Regions from separate parts of the Homo sapiens genome. Here region 1 is linked to region 2. A link is a loop called in an ENCODE intact Hi-C map of the cell type or tissue named here. Cell type or tissue: OCI-LY7. All regions are shown on one strand. Each heading gives the region's core, and the rest is flanking DNA. Links, peaks and the distances in the headings are about the cores only.

What was found. A loop is a pair of places that touch in the nucleus more often than their neighbours do. Peaks named below come from ENCODE experiments on the same cell type or tissue, not always from the same donor. Only the 100,000 strongest peaks of a DNase experiment are listed, where the experiment ranks them.
Region 1: it touches region 2 in a loop (3-fold over the local background); 4 of 110 quality-filtered maps call a loop at or near these places.

The regions. Positions count from the first base shown.
Region 1 is chr22:50,099,627-50,108,517 of GRCh38, forward strand. MOV10L1 (Mov10 like RNA helicase 1) reads left to right here. Exons shown (of 27, transcript NM_018995.3): 4 at 8,510-8,622. Among named protein-coding and RNA genes, the nearest start is that of MOV10L1, 14 kb to the left of the region's middle. RefSeq lists an enhancer at 6,197-6,306. In OCI-LY7, for the core only: CTCF peaks have their summits at 3,502 and 3,703; DNase peaks (open chromatin) are centred at 2,395, 2,705, 3,525, 6,315 and 2 weaker places; H3K4me3 peaks cover 1,955 bases; H3K27ac peaks cover 5,395 bases.
Region 2 is chr22:49,927,702-49,936,592 of GRCh38, forward strand. No RefSeq gene overlaps it. Among named protein-coding and RNA genes, the nearest start is that of CRELD2, 14 kb to the left of the region's middle. RefSeq lists silencers at 1,869-2,128, 6,972-7,191, 7,302-7,691, 8,180-8,474, 8,251-8,790 and enhancers at 2,865-2,914, 8,202-8,891. In OCI-LY7, for the core only: CTCF peaks have their summits at 2,020 (motif pointing right), 2,227 and 3,393; DNase peaks (open chromatin) are centred at 2,080, 3,500, 7,740, 8,030 and 3 weaker places; H3K4me3 peaks cover 3,712 bases; H3K27ac peaks cover 5,937 bases.

The DNA of each region.
Region 1 (8,891 bases), core at 469-8,468, 170 kb after region 2:
CATTGAAAATTAGGTTTTGTCTTTTAAAGAATTGTTATGGACCAGGCACGGTGGCTCATGCCTATAATCCCAGCACTTTGTCAGGCTGAGACAGGAGGATCGCTTGAGCCCAGGAGTTGGAGGCTGCAGTGAGCTATGATCCAGCCACTACACTCCAGCCTGGGTGACAGAACACAACCCTGTGTCTATATTTGTGATGGCTACACACAACATTGAAGGGATCAGTTTTGGGCATGCTTTGTTTGTTGAGAGGGTTTCGGGATTAGAGTAGCTTCTCCAGGTGCTGGCTTCACACAGAGGCTCTTGGATATTGAGTGGACTATGGGAGAGGGCACCAGGTCACTGTTTTGTTTTTTTTGTTTTTGTTTTTGTTTTTGTTTTTCGAGATGGAGTCTCACTCTGTTGCCCAGGCTGGAGTGCAGTGGTATGATCTCAGCTCACTGCAACCTCTGCTTCCTGGGTTTGATTGATTCTCCTGCCTCAGCCTCCTGAGTAGCTGGGATTACAGGTGTGCACCACCATGCCCAGCTAATTTTTTGTATTTTTAGTAAAGATGGGGTTTCATCAGGTTGGCCGGGCTGGTCTCGAACTCTTGACCTTAGGTGATCCACCTGCCTCGGCCTCCTAAAGTGCTGGGATTACAGGCATGAGCCACCACACCCAGCCAGGTCACTGTTTAAACTTGTGCTTTTATGTGTTTTGTGTTCATTTGTTAAATGCAGTCAGTAATTTCTGGGTAGTTGTTGCTTCCATATAATTATAGTGTTATGATCTAAGTTAGTGTTACTGGCATGCTGAGGTACTATTTAAAGTACTTTAGATGTTTTAAAATAGGGCTTGGGGATGACATTGTACGTTTCCTAAAGTATATATCCTTTTTCTTTCTTTCTTTCTTTCTTTTTTTTGAGATGGAGTCTCACCCTGTCGCCCAGGCTGGAGTGCAGTGGCACGATCTCAGCTTACTGCAACCTCCGCCTCCTGGGTTCAGGCGATTCTCCTGCCTCAGCCTCCTGAGACTACAGGTGCCCACCACCACAGCAGGCTAACTTTTTGTGTCTTTAGTAGAGACAGGGTTTCACCATGTTGGCCAGTCTGGTCTTGAACTCCTGACCTTGTGATCTGCCCGCCTTGGCCTCCCAAAGTGCTGGGATTACAGGCGTGAGCCACCACTCCCGGCTTTATATATCCATTTTTTATTGCATTTGTTTTTGGCTGATCAAAGGATTTGTTTTTATACCTAAAGAAAGAATATGTCGATGTCATTGACTGAGCTGAACTCAGCAGCGGTTTACTCTACTCCTGCTGCCTATGGTGGTGAAGACGGAGCTGGACTCCATACTCAGGTCTGTTTCTTCTTTCCCAGGAGAAACAGACCTGTGCATACATTGTGGTAGGGCAGGAATTGGAAAAGCTGCCTGGGGAAGTGGCTTCTGAGCTGAAGTCCATTTGCACAGCCCACAGCACTGCCTGTTGGAAGATGAATAGAAGTTTTCTGCTTTAAGCTGGGGGGTGGGAGGTCTGGGGGGTAGCTCTGCCCACCAGGAAGCTGCTGTCTCACTCTTTTTCACCTTGGTTTTTATGTGTATGTGTGTTTTTGTTTTTGTTTTGAGACGGAATCTTCCTCTGTTTCCCAGGCTGGAGTACAGTAGCACAATCTTGGCTTACTTCAAGCTCCGCCTTCCAGGTTCATGCCATTCTCCTGCCTCAGCCTCCTGAATAGCTGGGACTACAGGTGCCCGCCACCACACCTGGCTAATTTTTTGTATTTTTAGTAGAGACGGGGTTTCAATGTGTTAGCCAGGATGGTCTCGATCTCCTGACCTTGTGATCCACCTGCCAAAGTGCTGGGATTACAGGCATGAGCCACTGCGCCTGACCTTTTGTGGGTTTTGTTTTTTTTTTCTTTGTTTGAGACAGAGTTTCGCTCTTGTTGCCCAGGCTCGAGTGCAGTGGTGGCTCACTGTAACCTCCACCTCCTGGATTCAAGCAATTCTCTTGCCTCAGCTTCCTGAGTAGCTGGGACTACAGCTGTGTGCCACCACACCTGGCTAATTTTTGTATTTTTAGTAGACACGGGGTTTCGCCATGTTGGTCAGGCTGGTCTCGAACTCTTGACCTCAGGTGATTCACCCACCTCGGCCTCCCAAAGTGCTGGGATTATAGGCATGAACCACTGTGCCCAGCCTTGACCTTGGTTGTTAACCCTGGGATCCCCAAGATGAAATTGATAGGTGTCTATTGGGATTTTAGAATCTCTGTGCTGCCAGAGAAACGCTCAGTTCTGGGGAAAGGCGCCTATAATCATGGAGGCCCCTCAACCCTGCTAACAGGAAGCCCCTCTCAGGGGTGTCGCCAGGAAATGGCTCAAGAGGAAGAAAACCAGAAATGTTTGATGTTGCAGATGTTGATGGGGCAGAGAAGAGAAGGTGTCCCCTGAGTAATAAAGATGGGCAGGGATCCGGAGCCCAGGCCAAGGGATTTCCCAGTATAAAAAACCTCAAGTGAGGCAAAGTCAGGTCCTCTTGAGGCTGAGAGAGTCACACTCAGACATGTCAGAATTGCTGTGAACACAATCACAAAACCTAAGGACCACAGCAAAAGAACTTTTTTGAAAGAGAAAATACAATGTGCAAAAAGGCTGATACAGAGTATCTAATGAGATCAGCAAACCGGTCAAGCACCGTCTCCTTCAAAGCTCCTCCCCACAGGATGGTCGTACCACGTAGCTGAAAGCAGACATAGCTGTACATGAGCAAAAGGTGCGGCTGTGTCCTCATAAAACTTTATTTATAACTTCTGACCTAAAGGTGGCAAAAGGAAGAATTATGCTAAATTTTTCATTTGCTTGTGGGAGAGTCAGAAGATGCTGTTTCCTTCTTGACGTTAATTCAACAAATTATTAGAGTGCTTGCTGTGCTAGACACTGCTTCAGAGAATTCGCATTTTGAGAGAACAGACAGTAAGCAAGTGAACAAAGAAAATAATTAGCATCAGGCCTGGCACAGTGGCTCACACCTGTCATCCCAGCACTTTGGGAGGCTGAGGCGGGCGGATCACCTGAGGTTGGGAGTTGGAGACCAGCCTGACCAACATGGAGAAACCCCGTCTCTACTAAAAATACAAAATTAGCTGGGCGTGGTGGTGCATGCCTGTAATCCCAGCTACTCTGGAGGCTAAGGCAGGAGAATCGCTTGAACCTGGGAGGCAGAGGTTGCGGTGAGCCAAGATCACACCACTGCACTCCAGCCTGGGCGACAGAGCAAAACTCCTTCTCAAAAAAAAAAAGAAAAAGTAATTAACATCTTCTGCTCTGCAGCAACTGTCCAGGGTCGTGTCAGAGGACTAGAGTGGGTGGTTTGGAGTTCCTTCCTGCGTGTAGCCTTGAGGCTAGGGCAGAGCTGAGCGGGTCACAGGTGTGGCGGGAGGAGGGTCCAGGTAATGCCAGCCGGCCTGGGTCAGGTTCTGTCCTAAACACAACCCTCTGAGGTTACCTAGGTGAGGTCTGACACACGAGGGCAGCAGAGGGGAACACGTGGTTGTAGCGTGGGAGGGAGCAAATGTGGACAGCGTGCTGGGGCACGTGACTGGAGGAAGAGACCGTGCTTGTGCATGTTTGAACAGCACTGTCCCCCAGCCCTGGCCTGCTCCTGAGGTTTGTAGACAACACATGTGAGATGGGAATTCTTAACATCAGTGGTGGGGCTCAGGTTGTTTTATACACGAATGTCTGGTAAACCCTCTGCCATTTGGATGAAGGCAGCTAAAATTGAATTGGACATTTAGCTGAAGCACAGTTTCTCATCCTCAGCGCTCCAACATCTAGGCTGAAGCACTCTCTGTGGTGGGGCTTGTCTTGGGCACTGGAGGCTGTTTAGCTGCATCCTACCCTGGCCATGTTATGACAACCTAGAGCATGTCCAGATGCCATCAAATGGCCCCTGAGGACAGAATAGCCCCCAGGTAGGATCCACTGGCCTGAAGGTGGGGTCTGAGCTGCGAGCATGTGGTGGCTCTGTCCCGGCCCTCTTCATTCCCAGTTGAGCACTGAGTAGTCTATGGTGAGATCAAGGTTTCACAGGTTCTTATTGTAGTCCGTGTGGCCGCAGCACCCAGCTGGGTCACACATCAGGTGATTTCATTATTTTCAAGTTATACCAGTTTGTGCATCCACTTAGAGCAGCAGTCCCCAAACTCTTTGGCACCAGGGACCAGTTTTGTGAAAGATAATTTTTTCCACAGACCAGGGAGGGAGGATAGTTTTGGGATGATTTCAGTGCATTACATTTATTGTGCACTTTATTTCTATTATTATTATGTTGTAATTTATAAGGAAATAATTATACAACTCACCATAACATGGAATCAGTGGGAGCCCTGAGCTTGTTTTCCCAGAACTAGATGGTCCCATCTGGGGGTGATGGGAGACAGTGACAGATCGTCAGGCATTAGATTCTCATAAGGAGCACGCAACCTAGATCCCTCGCATGCACGGTTCACAATAGGGTTCCAGCTCCTATGAGAATCTACTACCCCTGCTGATCTGATAGGAGGTGGCGCTCAGGCTGTAATGTGAGCAATGGGGAGTGGCTGCAAATATAGATGAAACTTTGCTTGTTATCCCCAGCTCACTTCCTGCTGTGCAGCTTGGTTTCTAACAGGCCACAGTCCGGTGCCTTCTGTCTACTCTCCCCCAGCCTGCCCTGTGTGGACTGTCCAGCCTTGTTCTTGGTGCTTGTGGAAAGCACTAGCAGAAATTGGCACAGGGGTCAGGGGAGTGAGTTTGGGAGGGGCACTCCCTGCCTGGTGCCCTTTGGAGGCGTCTGTCCTTCCCATGAGGCCACGGCCCCTCACAGCCGGAGCTACAGCCAGGATGACCATGTGGTTTAGCCTCCAAACTGGTACACGTTTGAGAAGGAAAGGGGATGTCAGAATTAAAATTAGATCATTTTTGAAATATCTATGTATTGGTTAACAGAGTGATTTTATTATATTAGTGGACTTTTAAAGAAGTATTTTTCAGAAACTATTAAAAAAAGGTGAGTATATTAAAAAATGTCATATTGGTTATCTGGACATTATATTCTTGGTACATATTAACATACTTTAATATCTTAGCATCTAAGATGTATTTTTCCGAAAAATGTATATTTTGCAATATGATCTTACTCTTATTATTTCTATAATTGCGTGGTGTCGTCTTCAAAGTTGCATTTTATGGTTGATGAATTTGAAATTGAAATTGTAAACACCTTTGATTGAGCCTTCTTTTTTTTTTTTTTTTTAAAGACAGAGTCTCCCTCTGTCATCCAGGCTGGAATGCAGTGGCTCAGTCATAGCTCATTGCAGCCTCAACCTCGTGGGCTCAAGCAGTCCTCCCACCTCAGCCTCCCTAGTAGCTGGGACTACATACATGCACTTCCATGCCCAGCTAATGTTTGTGTTTCTTGTAGAGACAGGGTTTCACCGCATTGCCCAGGCTGTTCTTGAGCCACAGTGTTTTTAATTGAGGAAATATTAGTAAACTCAAAGCAAAATCTGTAAAATGTAAGATGTTGACAATTCTGTATTTTTTTCTATTGAAATATATTACTGTTCCAGCCCAGATGTTTTCATAGGTACTGTCTTTTTGCATCAATTCAGAGCCCATAAGTGTTCAAACATTTTTACAAGCTGACATTCATCAAGTAAGTTGTCTCTGTCATTCTTTTCATGTGTAGGCCTTCTCAGCGTCTCAGGGCCATTCATGCCCTTACACAATGTCAGCTTGTCCAGTTTAAGAAAGGGCTTCATCGAAAGATTCTTTTGAAAGTTTGGCATATTCTCAAGTCCAGTCTTAGAATTTGAGCATTCATCTGTGGACTCCATTTGGGCTCCTGAGGCCTCATTATTTCCTCCATTGTTTTTCCATGTTCCTGCTCATCAGCTTTATTTTCAATAACTACAATTTGCAAAAGTTATCAAAAGCTGAAGATTTGGGGTTCTACATGTATTAAATAAAGATTTTCTGCTGACTTGAAAAAAGTAAAACCAAAATTTAGAGATCTCACTTAAAAAGAAAGTAAAAGGAGCATCATCACAGGACCTTTTGGTTGATTTACAGAACGGTTCCTCAGGTTCCAGCATTTGTAAAATCCAGGTTGGGGGAGCAGCAAAGAGAAAATGAGGGCTGCCAGCCCCCAGTGTCCGTGTGTGTGTTTCGTTGTCATGAGCTTTGTCACAGGAGTTGTGCATGTATGTATGTCATAGAAGTTCAGGAACTTGTACGTGCTTGTCTTCCAGCTGGCTGCATGTCTGGAGGATCACGTGTGCGCTATAGCCATCTGAGTGCATTTCTGCTGTCTCAGCTTCCTGACCTGCAGGGTCTGATTTGTACTGTGGTGCTTTACTCCGTTAACATCCTGTTATCACTGTAGAAACATATATTTTTATCTCCAGTGTTGAATTTCTAAACTTAATTTACAATGGCATTCACCATAATGTCAAATATTTCTCCTTCAATAGAAAGGTCTTCTGAAATCTTTACTTTTGTTTGCTTGTTTTTGTTTTTTAGAGACGGGGTCTTGCTCTGTCACCCAGGCTGGAGTGCAGTGGCACAATTGTAGCTCACTGCAGCCTGGAATTCCTGGGCTTAAGTCATCCCACCTTAGCCTCGTGAGTAGCTGGGACTTCAGGCTCATGCCACCACACCCCAACTAATTCTTTTTTTTTTTTTTTTTTTTTTTAGAGATGGGATCTTACTGTGTTGCCCAGGCTGGTCTCAAACTCCTGGGCTCAAGTGATCTTCCCACCTCAGCCTCACAAAGTGCTAGAAATCTTTACTATGATTCCATGATTCTGCTGGAAAAAAAAATTAATTGAATTTAACTTTTTTTTTCTTTAAAGTAACTGTACAACGTATAGAACTAGTACATTAATAGCTATTGCTTCACTTTTCATTTATGTCCAGGGAAATTGAGAATAAAAATTGGCAAAATTCTGTTAATTGTGGAATAAATGAAGGCATGGTTTACAAAACGCTGTATAAATGTGTCTCCAGAGTTGCACGTATTAAATTGTGGTTTTAGGACATGGTCTTTTTTTTTTTTTTTTTTTTGAGACGGAATCTCGCTCTGTTGCCTAGGCTGGAGTGCAGTGGCTCAATCTCGGCTCACTGTAAGCTCTGCCTCCCGGGTTCATGCCATTCTCCTGCCTCAGCCTCCCGAGTAGCTGGGACCACAGGCGCCTGCCACCACGCCTGGCTAATTTTTTGTATTTTTAGTAGAGACGGGGTTTCACTGTGTTAACCAGGATGGTCTCAATCTCCTGACCTCATGATCCACCCGCCTCGGCCTCCCAAAGTGCTGGGATTACAGGCGTGAGCCACCATGCCCGGCCAGGACATGGTCTTCTTAAAATACTCCCTGACCTTGAAGTCAGTGCCCTAGCATATTTTAGTGTCTTCTGTTTTCTTTCTTTTCTTTTTTTTTGAGACGGTGTCTCGCTGTGTCACCCAGGCTGGAGTGCAGTGGCGTGATCTCAGCTCACTGCAAACTCCACCTCCCGGGTTCACGCCATTCTCCTGCCTCAGCCTCCCGAGTAGCTGGGACTACAGGCGCCTACCACCGCTCCCAGCTAATTTTTTGTATTTTTAGTAGAGACGGGGTTTCACCGTGGTCTCGATCTCCTGACCTCGTGATCCACCCGCCTCGGCCTCCCAAAGTGCTGGGATTACAGGCGTGAGCCACCGCGCTTGGCCTCTGTTTTCACATAGACAGTGATTTCACCATGGCTCACATGTCGAATGTAGGTGTCAGCTGCTATTTGTGCTGTTACGTGTTCATCACCAGCTTTCTGGAGACACAAACTCAGTATTCAATTATACACTTTTTTTTTTTTGAGCTTCCAGAGTGCTTATTGCAAAATAACAAAAAGATTTTAACTACCTGTACCATGGCAGACCTGTGCAGACCATCTCTCTGTTCTGTCAGCACCACTCAGCCACTTCATGTCACTGAACCTGCAGTTTTCCACCAGCTGCGGGAGGCCCAGCGGTGTCTTGCGTCCGGCAGGCCATGGCTTGGACCACAGCACAGCTCTCTGGCACACTGAGGGGCTGGCTGGACCACTGAGTGCTTCCCTCACACCTGAGTTCAGGTGTCTCTCTGTTCCCGAACACCGTGTGTGTGTCCCTGACAGGGAGGTGCCACAAACACTGCAGGACGGGGGAAGGGGGATGCCACCTGCCCTCAGATGTGCCACACGAGGAGGGACTGCCACGAGCATGCACACTGCACCTTCTAGAGCCTGGAGGTGTGAGTGAGAGGCTCCAGCTCAGCTCATTTTATTGCAGTGGTTAATAATAATACTTCAGGGTTTTTTATTCGAAAATATGTTTCTCACAGTAGTAGAAAGTGCCTTTTAAATGTTCAAATGTATCCTCAGGTATGATAGAAATGATTTCAGTGCACCATGACCTCAGAATAACTTGTGCACTTTAACACTACCATGGCTTTTTTCCTGGCGGTTTTAGGCTTCGAGCCCTGCAAGGGAGACTGGGTGGAGGCTGAGTACCGGATCCGGCCTGGCACGTGGAGCAGCGAAGCCACCTCAGTGAAGCCACTGAGATACAAGCGCGTGGACAAGGTAGCGTGCCGACTAGTGGCTCCTCTCTGTGCTTCTGGCAGACCTGCCATCAGGGGTAACTTGCACGGCCCAGGCTTCTCCTGCATGTGTTGGAAGCCTGGAAAAATAAAGCTTTGTCATGGCCAAAGAGGAGTGTGTTTTCCTATTGACAATGCTGTGTTTCGTTTGGAAACAATAACTCCTAGTGCTTGCATACCTGAATTCTAAGGTCTGTAGCTTATGCAACAGTGCTAAAATGTTCTAAGGAGAAAGGTGTGTTGGAGAATCAC
Region 2 (8,891 bases), core at 308-8,307:
CTTGGGGGAGGAGGGGAGGGCCCTGCCTTGGGCGAGAACCTGAAGACGTGACCAGGTGGGTTTCAGGGGTCCAACCTATGGGCCCTCTTCAGTGATTCAAAGGATGTACAAGCAGGGACCCTCAGGCAGGGGAAAAGCATCTTTGGGGGCTTCGCTGGAGGAAACAGCCACTCACAAACCGCAGGGCCTGCCCGTTCCTCATCTGGGAATGAAGACACTGCAAGAAGAAAGCTGGCTGCGGGTGAGAGGCTGCAGGCTCTGGGAGCTCCGTTCCGGGGGGCCATGGCCTCCTCCCTGGGCTCCTCATAGCCCCCAAGTCCCACTTGGCCTGGTCCCCACCACCCACTCCTCAGTCACGCCGCCCCTCCTGTCGCCTCCCCGCGCCACCCCGCCGATGCCGCCAGTGGTAGGTGGCTGTCCTGCTCCTGCCCTGGCCCCCCCTTCCCAGGCCGTGCACCATCCTGGCACTACTGACCTCCATGTCCACACTGTTCTGTACCCACGAACCCCATCTCAGTGCACCTATGCTCACTGGGCCCCAGGTGGTCACGCTTACCTGGGTATTGGAAGAGCCCCTGTGGTAGGACTCTGCCCCGTGGGTCCCCGGCCCGCAGAGGCAGCCACAGCCCACTTGGGCAGGCTGAGTGGTGCCTGGCCCTGCATCTCGCCTCTGGCTCTTCCTGAGTCAGTTGCACTCAGCAGCCTCACGGCCTCTCCCTTTCTCCCTCTAACCCTAGGCCAGGGTGCCCCAAATCCCTAGAGGGGGCACAGCTCAGCTTAGGCGAGGTGGGGGCTGCTCTTGTCCACTTCAGCCCTCTCAGGCAGTTTCCGCTTCATGTGCTGATGGGACCACCTAGAGATGAGGTCCTGACGGTGCAGACCAAGGGCAGAGGCCAGAGGGGCGGGGGCTGGGTGGGCCCTTGGGGGGCTCAGAAAGTGGGATCAGAGCATGGTGGAGAGTCCACAGGGATGGCCGTGGAAAGAAGTAGGGAAACACCAGCTGAGTCCCTGGGGGGCCGAGCACCTGAGTCTCCCGTGGGAGGGTGGAGCCACCCACGGGTGGGTGGGAACTAGGCGACCCCAGCGGGAAGCCCAGAAGGCAGGCCTTGTCCCTGGGGGGTACCTGGGGGAGGAAGAGAGGGCGTAGCCAGGGAAGAGGACGCCCCAGGGGAGAAGAGGAGCCAGGCAGGGGCTGGCCCAGGGCCACCTTGTGCACCCTCACGTGCATGGACAGCGGCGGTACAGGCGCCTCCCATGTCCCGCGCGTCCCTGCCCGGCTCAGACCTGCGGAGCCGCCGTTGATCAGGTGGGACCGCGGCCAGGTCTGGGACCCCCGCCCCATCTTCCAGCCGGGACCTCTGTCCTGCTCCTGCCCTGGCCCCCCCTTCCCAGGCTGTGCACCGTCCTGGCACTACTGACCCGCACGTCCACGCTGGAGACGGCGACCCTCCTGGGCCCGGGGAGTCGAGGACGGGAGGTGTACAGGACAGGGGCCGCGGTTCCGGACGTTGGGAGCAGGACCCCGGGCGCGCATATCCACTTTGTCGCCAGTGAACGCTAGGGAGTCCTCGGAGGGGGGTCGGGGCCAGGCCAGGAGAGGTGCCCGCGGGACACGGGGGACGGGGACTGGGGGGGGCGGTTGAGCAGGAATGGGGGACGACCCCGCAAGACCCTGCGGCAGGGCCGAGGCGAGGGCGCAGGCAGGGTCCTTGGAACCGCGGGGCTGGGGTCCACCTGCCCGGGTGCTCGAGGGGCGCCTGCGGGGCTGGGGCTGGGGCTGGGGCTGGGGCCGGGACCGGGAGCGCCGCCTCCTGGGGGGGCTCTGATCCGCCCCTCCCCACGCGGCGCCGCCCGCGCCCCGCCCGCTCCCGCCGGACACAGCGGACCCTGCCTCGGATCGCGACCCCTGCCCGGGCCCAGCAGGTGGACCGCGAGGCCGCGCGAGGTACCGCCCCTCGGAGCCGCCCGGCCTGGGTCGGGGACCGGGACGCGCGCGGCCAGCAGGTGGCGCTGTGGGACCGCCCTGCTCGGCCCGGCTCCCGGGACTCGGCCGGCCCCTGCCCGCTGCACCTGCCCCGTCACACCTCGGCGCTGCCGGGGCGTCTTTCTAAAAGGGGAACTTGGAAGGGGGAGGTTGGGGTGAACTGTGGACCTCCGCTGTCCTTCTGGGCCCAGGCAGAGACCCTGCCATAGCCCTGGGGGAGTCCCACCCTCTGGGAGCCAGGACTGGGGTCTGCAGGGCCGAGAGGGCCTCCACTTTGGTTCCCAGACCCCGGCATCTTGCTTTGGCACATACGCAGGTCCTGGAGATGGCTTCCATCCCCACAGGGCACTCCTTGTCAGGCTAGAAGCTTCTAGAAGTGCCCCCTGGTCAAGCCCACCCCTGGCTTTGCTGTAAACGCGTCCCTTGGTCGAATGCAACAGACAGTGGGCGGGATCCGCAGGATGAGACGTTCTGTGAGCCAGCGGTTCTCAACAGGCAGCTGTTGTGTCCTCCAGGGGACAGGGGACCGCCTCTGGAGGTGCTGTGGGTTGTCACGACCTGGTGAGGAGTGCTTCTGCCAGGGCACAGGACACCCTGCCACAGAGGATGGCCCCCACCAGAGGACAAGCCAGCTCCCGCTGCCACCAAGGCAGACAGATGCTCACAGCAGTCCCTGGACAGGGGCCTGGACCTCAGCCAAGGCATGTTAGACAGGGAGGCGGCCATGGTGTGAACGTGGGTCTGCTCTGGGAACACGAATCATGGGGTGGGGTCCGCGCAGGCCGGGACCACCTATGCGTGCTGCGTCCTGCTGTCCTGGATGTACCACATCCCCCTGAAGATGACCGTTGCCTGCTCAACCTCATGACAGGGCCGGTCTAATAGCCAGTGCCAGCGGGCAAGGCAGAGACACAGCCATGGGGCATCCCATGGCCAGGCTGTGCATCTCCACAGGGGCCCAGAACCACAGCAGGAGTCCTCGACGCAGGCACACACTGAGGATGGCATGGGCCTCCTCTGCACTGTGTTTGGGGAGGGTCTTCCACAGGCACTTGACCTTAACCCCTCCTTTACCACCCGTGCCTTTGGTCTGCAGAGTCAGATCGTAAGTAGCAGCCGGGACACCGGAGTTGGGCTTGGACGGCGGTGGAGCTGGTCCTGCTCTGTGCCTGTTCAGAGCTGTCCTTTTGTGTCCCCCAGTATTGGGTTGGAACAGAGTCCCCAAATGTGGAACATACTGTTCCAGCTCCCAGAAGCCTTCCAGGTGCCGTGTGTCCTGGCGGGGGCTGCAAGAGGCAGCCACTTATCTGTCCTCTGCTTTGGAGGGGATTTTCTCGCTCAGGAGGGCCCAGTGTGCTCACCATGTCTTGGTCATCTGGTCTCATTAGCACAGCACCATCGATAGAGGGGGCCAGTGTGACATCCTGGGGACATTCATTCAGCTGGTGCCAGTCTCTGGATTATTGTGAGAGAGGGCAGGAACGTTACCATAGCCCTGGGGAGGAACTGAGTGTTTCCTGTTTTGAGTTCCAAGGCAGTGTGACTGATCTTCCTGCCAGACAGGAGATGGAGAAGAATGCACACCCAGCAGTGGCCTCACTGCACACCTGGGGCTGGGGAGCCTTCTCTAGCAAAGGCGCCACATCTAGCTGGGTTGTTTTTGCAACAGTCCACTCTCCTCCAGGACCCACCCACCTGCCTTTTGCAGTGGTCAGATTGGTGGAATAAAAGGAGATCCTTGGCCGGGCATGGTGGCTCACGCCACTGTATTCCTAGCACTTTGGGAGGCCAAGGTAGGTGGATCACCTGAGGTCAGGAGTTCCAGACCAGGAACATGGCAAAACCCCATCTCTACTAAAAATACAAAAATTAGCCAGGCACGGCGGCAGGCACCTGTAATCCCATCAACTCAGGAGGCTGAGGCAAGAGAACCACTGGGACTCGAGAGGCGGAGGCTGCAGTGAGCCGAGATCGCTCTGCTGCACTCCAGTCTGGGTGACAGAGCGAGACTCCGTCTCAAAAAAAAAAAAAAAAGGAGATCCTTGCATTCTTTTAGATCTTTAGATGTGTCCCTAGTTTCCCCCAGTTTTGATTTACTATTTTGGGTGGGGATGGTCACAGATTTGCACTGGACTTACCCATTATGATGGCCAAGGAAATGGTGTCTACCATCAAGAATGTCAGCTCCATCCGTCCTGTGACTGGGGAAATGACCCACTGGATGAATGTGCAGACTCGAGGCTGGTGGATCAGACCTGGCCCGAATTCCACTGCTTCCCTGGCTCCTGTCAGCCCCTCGCTCTAACGGGAGCCATGAGGATGCTTCAGGCCTTCAGATGCCAGCATCACTCAAACCCTGTGTCCAGCACTTCTGAAGATGTGTGCGTATTTCCGTTGCACTGTGTCTGGTTACCGAGGTCGGCGGCCACAGGCCGTCTGGTGGTGGTGGCGGGCGGGGGCGGGGGCAGGGGGCCAGAATCATCATGGTGTGGATTTGCCTTGGCGTTGCACATCTTCCTCTTAGGGACTCAGCCTTCACTTTAGTGAGATTTCTCTGGGTCAGAAACCCACTCAGGTCTAGAAACTGGGCAGCGTCATGACTTTTTATTTATTTATTTATTTATTTATTTTTATTTATTTGAGATGGAGTCTGGCTCTGTCACCCAGGCTGGAGTGCAGTGGCGCGATCTCGGCTCACTGCAAGCTCCACCTCCCGGGTTCACACTACTCTCCTGCCTCAGCCTCCCGAGTAGCTGGGACTACAGGCGCCTGCCACCACGCCCGGCTAATTTTTTGCATTTTTAGTAGAGACGGGGGTCTCGCCGTGTTAGCCAGGATGGTCTCGATCTCCTGACCTCGTGATCCACCCGCCTCGGCCTCCCAAAGTGCTGGGATTACAGGTGTGAGACACAGCACCCGGCCCTATTTATGTATTTTTGAGACAGAATCTCACTCTGTAGCCCAGGCTGACAGTGCAGTGGCGCGATCTCGGCTCACTGCAGCCTCTGCCTCCCGGATTCAAGTGATTCTCCTGCCTCAGCCTCCCGAGTAGCTGGGATTACAGGCATGCACCACCACGCCCGGCTAATTTTTGTATTTTTAGTAGAGATGGGGGTTTCACCACATTGGTCAGGCTGGTCTTGAACTCCTGACCTCGTGATCCGCCCACCTCGGCTTCCTAAAGTGCTGGGATTACAGGCGTGAGCCACCACGCCCGGCCTTATTTATCTATTTTCAAGAAAGAGTCTCTCTGTGTTGCCCAGGCTAGAGTGCGGTGGTGTGATCTCAGGTCACTGCAACCTCTGTCTCCCAGGTTTAAGCAATTCTCCTGCCTCAGCCTCCCGAGTAGCTGAGATTACAGGCACCTGCCACCACGCCCAGCTAACTGTTGTATTTTTAGTAGAGATGGGGTTTCACTATGTTGAGCAGGCTGCTCTTGAACTCCCGACCTCAAAGTGATCCACCTGCCTTGGCCTCGCAGAGTGCTGGGATTACAGGCTTGAGCCACCACGACCGGCCCTGACTTTTTATTGGAGCGAGTACCCTTGACCTCCGCATCACACAACCCTAATATATTTTGCTCCAACAAGCTGAGCAGTCTCTTGTGGGCTGCCTGTCCCTCTCCCAGGAACATGCTGTTCTATCAGCCACCTCCACAACCCCACGCAGCTCTGACCCTGGGCCCGCTCCAGCCCTGCAACTCATTAGAGAGCTGCCTTCACAGCCACTGATGGTCAAATGCTGCTGCCTGGCCATCACCCCCGTCCCTGTCAGCCAGTCCAGTGCTGTGACCGTCCCCTGCTCTCAGTTCCAGAGGACAGCTGGGATCTGTGGTGCCACATGACTTTCAGCCCCTGTCTGCGGTGGCTGTTCTGACATTCACCCCTCCTCACGTGTGTCCCACACTCCAGGAGCCTCTGGGCCGTGAAACAGAGCAGCAGAGGACACCGCCTCCTGGGGTCCTAGTCCTCAGAAAAGGGCCCACAACCCGTCAGCTCTCCGCCGTCCACCACATGCAGCTTATCTGGCTGGGCACGGCTTCGGGTCCCGGGCTCCTTCAGGCTGTGGCCCCTTTGTCACTGGGCCAGCACATCCCCACCAGGATACACTGCAACTTAATCCCAGGAGGGTCTCGGGCAGGTCCTGGGTAATCCCAGGAGGGTCTCGGGCAGGTCCTGGGGAGCCGGGGCAGGGGGCCGGCCTCTCCCACGGAGGAGGCACGGTTTGGAGACATCCTGTTTCTTCCCAGCCAGCACCGAGGCCGGGGCACAGCAGACCCCCGGGGATGGGGTCACCTATTGGTGGCCCCTCTGGTCACTGAGTCTGTGCGTGTTCTCCTGGCCTCTCCATGCAGCCTTCTGTTGTTTTTCCAGAGCTTCAGGGGCGGGCACCAGCAGCCCCCCGAGGACACTGTTCTCAAGGTTGTGCCCCCTGGACTCTCACCCCAGGCTCACCCACCCCAAGAGTGCAGGCCCCTTCCCGTCGCGTCCACCGCCAGTGGTGCCCGCTGGACAGAGTGCCTTTGCCTGTACACCTCCCTGGCGCTGCCTGTCTGTGGCTGGCTCCAGAGTGGCAGGCGGTCTTGGCGCCTCAGCCATGTCCTCAGCTGACCTGGGGGCTGGGTGAGGTGAGGCACCCTGAGACTTCTTCAGCGTGCTGAGCTGTGAGGAGGGGGCTGGGCCTTTGGCCACCACAGGATGACTCAAAGGGTGTGGCCTTCAGTGGGGTGCTCTCCTCAGCCTGCCCCTGCTGCTCCCTCAGCCCCCCGGTCCGGCTCTGTCCCTTTTCAGACTCCCAGACCCCGCAGGCCTGGGGTGGGGACTCTGCCTGCCACCTGGGAAGGGTGGTCGTCAGTGGGGTGACTCAGGGTGGAGGGCCCTGGCCCAGTGGCCCTGCCCTCCTCCTCATATGCCCGTGACCAGCACGCGGGTGTGGACTGAGCCTGTGCCAGGTGGGCCCTGGGGGTCGGGGGGCAGAAGGGCCCAGGTCCTGCAGGGGAGTGGGGGGCGGTGCTGGGGCCCAGAAAGGCTTACTGTAATGTGGCTGGTGGGGGCCACCGGCTCTCAGGCCACACACTCCCCCTCCAGGCCCAGCGCCCCTCCCCGCCTCCCTGGGGCTGCGGTCTTCCCAAACCCCAAGCCGGCTGCTCTGCACCAGTGAGGGGCCGGGAGTGGCCTGGCCTGAGGAGGCTGCAGGGCACCCACCTCTCCAGAGACCCCCTCCACCCACTCCCGGGGGATCCTTCTGGAGAGACCGTTCCCAGCCGTTGAGCAGGGTCCGCTCTCCCCCCTACCCCGGTCTGGCCTTTGGGAGGATCCCCCCAGAGCCAGGGAGGGGTATCTGGCCCCTCACCCCTCAAACGGCAGTCCAGGGCCAGCGTCTTTCTGCGCTCACCCACCTGCCTGCGACGGGGCTCTCTGGGCCACAGGGCGGCCACCACTCGAGGGTCACCCGCAAGCCTCGGAGTCCCTGCTCGGAGCGGGGGCTGGTGGTCGCGGTGGGGGTGGGGAGCGGGCACCCACTGGGGATTCACCCCACCCGGGCCCCCCTCCAGCCTCTGCCCGGCGCCCGGGTCTTCGGTCCGCCCTTTGCAGAGGAAGGACCCCGCCCTGCGCAGAGCGGGCTTGGGGGACCCGGGCGGGCGGCGGGGCGCGGGGTGGGGCGCGGGGGGCGGTGTTGCTCCCGCGGGCGGGAAGGGCGGGGAGCGGCCCTGCCGGGAAGGGGGCGGTGCCGGAAGCGTCAGCTGGGCTTTCCCCGGCGGGCGGGGGCGGGGAGCAGATGGGGGCGCTACGAGGAGGTGGGGGGAGGGGACGCAATGGAGGTGCCGGGGGTGCGCTGAAGAGCGAGACTGGGGCAGGGGGATGAGGGTCTGGGAAGGAGCAGGTGTTGGGGACGGAGGGTGGGGGCGGGGAGTGGGGGCGCGGGGAGGAGCAGGGTGGGGGCGGAGGGGAGGATGGGGGTCCGGGAGGAGCAGGGGCGGGGACGGAGGGGAGGGTGGGGGTCCGGGAGGAGCAGGAGTGGAGGCGGAGGGGAGGGTGGGGATGTGGGAGGAGCAGGGGTGGGGCAAAGGGGAGGGTGGGGGGTTCAGGATGAGCAGGGGTTGGGGCGGAGGGGAGGGTGTGGGGGGTCCAGGAGGAGCAGGGGTAGGGGCGGAGGGGAGCCTGGGGGTCTGGGAGAAGGAGGGGTGCGGGGTGTGGGGCCTGGGGTGAGCAGGGGTGGGGGCGGAGGGGAGGGTGGGGGTCCGGGAGGAGCAGGGACGGAGGGGAGGGTGGGGGTCCGGGAGGAGCAGGGACGGAGGGGAGGGTGGAGGTCCGGGAGGAGCAGGGGTGGAGGGTGTGGGGCCTGGGCTGAGCATGGGAGGGGACCTGCAGCCCGTGCCCAGCCCCATAGGGACCCGCCCGCGCTCCTCCCCCGCCGCCCCGGCCCCGCGCTCCTCGTCGCTGGGAACCCCCTGCGGGAGCAATGACGATGAGCAGGACGATGGCTGTGAGGGCCCGGCCCGAGCTCTGGGGCGTGGGCCGGAGCGCGGTTGGCCTTGACCTTCTTGGAAAGCCCTTGGCGGCAGGTGACTCCGCTTAGTCACGGCCCCGGGGGCGGGGGCTCCCCGAAGGAAAGGAGCCCCCGCGGGAGCAGGCGCAGAATGAGATGCACGAGCGCCACCGCCGCCGCCGCACACCCCCCGCCCCCCCGGGGTGGAAGCCAGAACCTGCGTCCCCAGCTCCCCCAGGCCCGCCCACAGGGCGCCTGGCTGGGCCTCCGAGCTTTCCTGTTTTCTCTGCAGCCTGGCTGGGCTTAGGGAGAGGTGGGGGGTGCGCCTCTTGATGCTGGGGACGCGTGTGGCACAGGGAGCCGGGTGCAGCCAAGGCTTGGAGGGGTGCCCCCCGCCCCACCCAGGTCACACTTCACC